Linked DNA regions of Mus musculus: region 1 is linked to region 2. A link is a contact called in ENCODE Hi-C or POLR2A ChIA-PET data. All regions are on one chromosome and are shown on one strand. Each heading gives the region's core, a stretch centred on a gene start or an enhancer-like site at or near the end of the contact. The rest is flanking DNA. Distances are from core to core; before and after follow the strand shown.

The links. Hi-C counts contacts between places; a loop is a spot of excess contacts on that map. ChIA-PET counts read pairs that join two places held with the same protein, here RNA polymerase II (POLR2A).
Region 1: a map of heart shows a loop between it and region 2 (2.8-fold over the local background). The contact joins the promoter of Glyr1 here to the promoter of Rogdi in region 2. A Hi-C loop is called at or near these places in 3 of 37 maps with a recorded cell type or tissue (all heart). POLR2A ChIA-PET finds 5 or more read pairs at or near these places in 5 of 5 experiments (Patski and embryonic stem cell).

The regions. Positions count from the first base shown.
Region 1 is chr16:5,048,507-5,051,206 of GRCm38, forward strand. Glyr1 (glyoxylate reductase 1 homolog (Arabidopsis)) reads right to left here and starts at 1,404. Exons shown (of 16, transcript NM_001079814.1): 1 at 1,300-1,404; 2 at 244-280. The coding sequence starts at 1,337. Ubn1 (ubinuclein 1) reads left to right here and starts at 1,551. Exons shown (of 19, transcript NM_026666.4): 1 at 1,551-2,275.
Region 2 is chr16:5,012,108-5,014,807 of GRCm38, forward strand. Rogdi (rogdi homolog) reads right to left here and starts at 1,446. Exons shown (of 11, transcript NM_133185.2): 1 at 1,356-1,446; 2 at 1,196-1,267; 3 at 320-402; 4 at 134-188. The coding sequence starts at 1,400. It overlaps Glyr1 (glyoxylate reductase 1 homolog (Arabidopsis)), which reads right to left. Exons shown (of 16, transcript NM_001079814.1): 16 at 1,795-2,700.

The sequences.
Region 1 (2,700 bases), core at 154-2,653, 36 kb after region 2:
ATTGATTTCCAAGATAAAAAACCAACCAATTTCACAAGCCCTCTGACTGAAGTGATTACCTCATATTTAAACACTCTGGTTTATGCTATAACTTTCAAAACCGACTGATAACTGGAGGCAAAACACTACATTTTATCAAAATGAGCCCATTTTAAGTCAGTGTTAGAGAATGGAGGAAATTCAACATGTTAACCCTCTCCCTTAGCTTCAACTACCTTCTTTTAAAACCAACAATGCACTCACCTTTCCTGGCCAGGGAGGATACCGGCCCAGTTTCCCCCTAGAGAAAATAATACAAACAGTCAGAACTTGCCCTGGAAAAGCCAGTCCATCTCCTTCAGCCCACTCAACAAGCAATCTATGCTTCTAACTCTAGGCTGAACAAAAGGGCCAGAACAAAAGCAGGCAAACCAGATGGGTCTTTCACAGCTGGGCTCAGGGCCCTCACATATTACATACAAAACTGTATATATATATATATGTGTGTGTGTGTGTGTGTGTGTGTGTGTGTGCCTGAGATCTGTGCACTCTTCCCGAGAAGGAACATAGAAAAACAAAACCATCAGGACGTCACTGGTCTGGTACCTCCCTGGGAGAGTGTTGGAAACTTCTCTCTGTAAACACAGACTTCCCTAAGACTGATTTAATTCACCCCATGATCGGCTTTCCTTTGACAAATGATCATGGAAACCTTCCTCTAGGTAGGGAAACTACGCAGTTCCAAGGAGACAATGGTCACTCTTGGTTTTGGCTGTTGCAGGGGACACAAGGAACAGAACGAGAGGCACTGGATCACCGCCTAGCCATCATTTGCAAAGGAGAAGTCACCCTCCCCTCGGTTTCTTCATGGGGCAGCGCCGGGCAGTCGGATTTCGCCACCTGGAACCAAGCCTCGAGCCCACGTCTGTCCCAACCGAACGCGGGTATGGACGGCTCTGTCTCTAGCAAGGTATCCTCTCCTGCTTTGAGAGGAGGTCCGGAGAGACCCTGGGACTCCACGCCACGCCAGAGTTCTCTGCAGTGGCAGCTGGAGCCAGAGTTCTAGAGCCGTAACCCTCCCCTGGGATGGCCTCAGGGTTCAGAGCAGGGACCGCCGCGGCCCCTCTCGGCCTCGGTCCCCCGGGGACCGGACAGCCTCTTCCGCTCAAGCGTCGTTCACACCGCGGCGGCACCTCCTCTTCCCCACTCTCCGCCGTCCGGAGTGCATAATAAAACTACTCCTGGGCCAGCTGGCAACCCTGCGACCAGGAAAAGCAGCTTCGCGCCGTCTTTCGTTCAGCGCTGGTCGCCAGGACTCACCACACCAAGTCGCCGAGCCGCAGACTCACAGCCGCCATCTTACCACCCAACCACCGCCGCCGCACGGGCAGCCGGGAACTTCAGGTCGCCGCGGCACCGCCCATTGGAGTTGGCCTGACCACGTGACGGGTGTTTGCTGTCATCCGCCTAGCGGATGCGCTGACGTCACCGCGCCGCGGCCGTCCATTGGACTGCTTGGAGGCACGTGACTTGAGCGCCGCGCTCTCAGCGCGTCGAAGCCCAGAGACTCCAAGCTCCCGCCTCCCCCCTCCCCTCCGGCTCGTGACAACGAAGCATCCGCGGTCCAAAGCAGCGGCGGCGGAGGCGGCGCGGCCGGACTAGCGCGAAAGGGAGCCGACTGTGCTGCCCGCTCGCTTCCGGGACTCTAGACTCATTTCCAGTCTTTCCCGCTGCTTCCGTTACGGCTGTTAGGCAGGCGCGGGCCCCGGGCCGTTGCCGAGCCTGAGGTCCCGGGCGGATAGGTGTTGGAGTCCGGTTGCTGCCCTGACTGACCCTGGCGCGGCCTGGAAGCCAGTCTCGGTCCCAGCCCGGGGCAGAAGAGGCCCCGGTTGCCCGCGAGCCCGCGCTCGGGGCGGGAGCTCCAGACTGCTGAGGAGCGCCCAGCTCGACAGTCGGCTTCCGGAGCGGCGTCCCCGCCAAGCGTCCTCGGCGTCGCCCGACTTGTTTTCTTGGACGTGGACTTGGCATATCTCGGCTCCCCCCGCTGGCTGACAAGAGAAAGCGGCAGTTTGTCGAGAGGCTTCCTTCCCGCGGGCTGGGGAGCCGGCCATGGGCCGCGGCGCGGGCCCTCCGCGCGCCCGCCTGCAGCGCTCGGGAGCGGGCCGCTGAGCCGCGCCGCAACCCGAGGGTCCCGGGCCGGCATGAGGACCACCACGGGGGGACGTCTACGGCCCGCGTCGGCTCTGGGGACAACGGTGAGCGCCGCGGTCTGGTCCAGCCTCCCGCGTTAGCCTTCGTAAGTAGTGTGACACTTTGCAAGAAGTTTTGACAGCTGGAAGACAGGTGACAGTAATGGGAACTGGTACCTGCCGAGGGGCAGGGCGGCTGCCCTAAGTTCCGTAGACCGAGTTGAAGCTCGACTTTGAGCAAGAAAAGTCTCACACCCAAGAAAAGGCGGCAGGAGTCTGTGTCAGGGTGGACTTAACTTACAGCTGTACTTTCTGAAGTCAACGCCTGCTCGGAAGGTGACGGGTTCACGCCCCTTTCCCCAAAGCAGTGTCCTTGTAGAGGCTTTGGTTGTCAATTGCTCTGAGAGATGGTGTGGTGGAGAAGCTGGGTGGTTGACCCCAGCTTGTTTTTTCTTTGGAAGAAGTACCACATTTTTCAAGGACTGTCATTTACATTGTGTGTTAATTAAACACGAACTGACCATTTAAAGTG
Region 2 (2,700 bases), core at 196-2,695:
GCCTGTGACATTACAGACATACAAGGAAACAGGTCAGAGACAACAAGGGTCAGAGCCAGGGTCACAGAGCTAGCTGGTGGCAGAGCTAAGCCATCACCATCCTTGTCACCAGCTGGACTGTTGGGGGACTCACCGCTTGGCTGAGGGCATCCCCTTGCAGAGTCAGAGTCCCTTTCACCTGGTCTGTGCTGTAACACACACGAGTCAGAGGAGCGCCTGCTACTGCTCCCTCCCCTTGCAGGCTGCCCCACCGTACCCTGGGCATTTCCTCCCCCCAGGTGTACACCCCTTCCAAAGGCTCCTGCCCAACCCAGCTCACCCACAGCTGCCCAGGATGAAGTTCTCCTGCTTGGCAGGGCCCTCGGTGCTGGGGCCTGGGAGAGTGAAGCGGAGAGAGGCCTCCTGTGGAAGACAGCGCAGTCCCAACACCTCACCTCAGTCTGGCCAGTGTTCCATTCCAAGGCCTGGATACTTTGCCAGGTTAGCAGGGGAAGGGACGAGGAGGGCAGGCCTGACCTGGCCCCTCTGCCTCTGCCCTACTAAACCTCCAAGATTTTATGAGCTCAGACCCGTTCATTCCAGTCCTGAGTATATCATGAGCAGCCAGGTGGAACACAGAACAGAGAGGCACAGTGCCTAGAAAGCTGGAGTGCTGTGATATGTGTGGGGAGCAGAGTCCCCGAATCAGACAATCAGTAGTCACAGTAACAGGCTTTGCTAGGTTACTGTCCTAGGCATTCTGTGAGATAGTTTATTTATCTTCACAAACAGACGTGTGAGCCTGGTTAGGGTAAGGGAACAGGCTCAGAAATCCGGGTAACTTGGCTGAGATCACTTCAGAGCTCGGATTATCAGTGTTGTTTTGAGACTGTTTTGTTTGAGACAGTGTTTCACAATGGAGCCTAAGGCTGGCTTCTAACTCATGAACCTCTAGCCTCACTCTTCCGAGTGCTGAAATCACAAGCTTTCACCACTACCCTGCTTGCTCACAGATAAATGTCAGTTTCGAAGATAGTTCACACTCAAGACCTGGTGCCCACTGCTTGTGTAATTACATGCCAGCATGTCTGCGTCTGAACTGTACTCTCAGAAGTGGGTATCTGCACGGGTCACGCTCAGCATCTGCTGTGTGCGATTGGCAGGACCCGGTGGATAGGAAGGATGGCAGGCCGGGCGGGACCAGCGGGAGCGTTACCTTGAGGATGTCCTGCAGCTGTCTCAGCACGGCGTGCACCTCAGCGTGCAGTAACCAGCGAAACTCCTCCTCCTGCGGACAGCGCGGCGTCAAACCCATCCCATCCCCGCCGCCGGTCGGCTGGCCGCCCGCCGCCCCCTGCCCGCCGAGCGCGTCCCACCAGTACTGCCCGCTCCGCGGCGCTCGCAGCCATCGCGGTCGCCATCCTCCTAGCCGCGCACCGTCTCTGAGGTCTGTAGTCAGGAGCTTGGCGCGCAACGCCCGCCCCTTTTTCGCCTCCTCCCGTGACCGATTGGCAAATAGGGCACAAGCTCCGCCCTCAAGCCGGCTACGCCTCAAGCGACTGGCTGTAGCTTCTAGTCCTGGCTGGTGAGTGGCTAGACGGATAGGCCACGCCTCGCCTTCTATCCGCCCGCCTCAATCCCTGTTTTTCAGCAGGGACCCGGGCTTTGGCCACCACTGATTGGTCGGCGGGGCCGTCCATCAAGTTATTCCAGTATTGTCCGGCTAGATGGAGCCCGCCCAGGGTTCCACCGGGAAAGAATCAGGTGAGTTGGCTCCTACCTAGGTCCCCCTAGCATTTGGGTACAATGATACAGTTATGGTACCAAGAAATGTTTTATTTTTTTTTCTTGCAGTAGCTTTGTTAATTGCACAAAATCATGTTTTGTTTTTTTGCCATTTAAACATTATCACACAATCCTATTCTGAAAGACAAATGTTCATTAAAAACAAAGTGAAAATAAAAATTCACAACCGTAATCACCTAGATCTGTCATTTCAAGGAAAAGCGGGAGTAGGGGCTTTCTTACAAGCATTTCCACAGTGTCACATTTTCTCCATAAAAGGAAAGGGTTTCAAAATGAAAGGTGAAATAGCTTAAACAGAAATAGTCATAAAAAGGAACTTTACAGAATTGTCAACAATATTAAGACAACATTGACTAACCGGTTTTCTTACAGCATCTTCCCCACCCCCAGCCCCCAGGACCAAGACAGGCTGTGTCCAGACAGAAACTGTTCAGCATCCCAGTGAATGGACAATTGCACTGAACTCCACAAGCATCCCCTGCCCCGTGCCCATGTCCTGAGATCCTTATCCCAGATGGAAAAGTTAAATCGTGGCTTTGAAAATCCAAACTCATGAGGAGGAAGGCTTCCTCGGGTGATTCCTCTCGTGTGACATTCTAAGCCTCTCTGGTCCCCTCTTCAAGGAGAAATGCTTCAAGTCCCAAAAAACCCAGAACTTGGAACCACTGGCAGAAGTAAGGTTCCTCATCAAAAGCCCAGCCTAGGAAATGCTCATCTAGGAAATGCTTATTATTGGTGTTGATCAGGCTGGGGCTGGGTCAAAAGAGGATGGGACAGAAATATCTCCATGGAAGGAAAAGGGGAAGAGGGACATGCAGGGGACCTGTGTAGAGCAGGCTGAACAGGTAGCCCAGCTCAAGAGCCTGGCGTAATGGAAACAGGAAGGAGCCGCCCATACACTTCACTGCTCCCAAG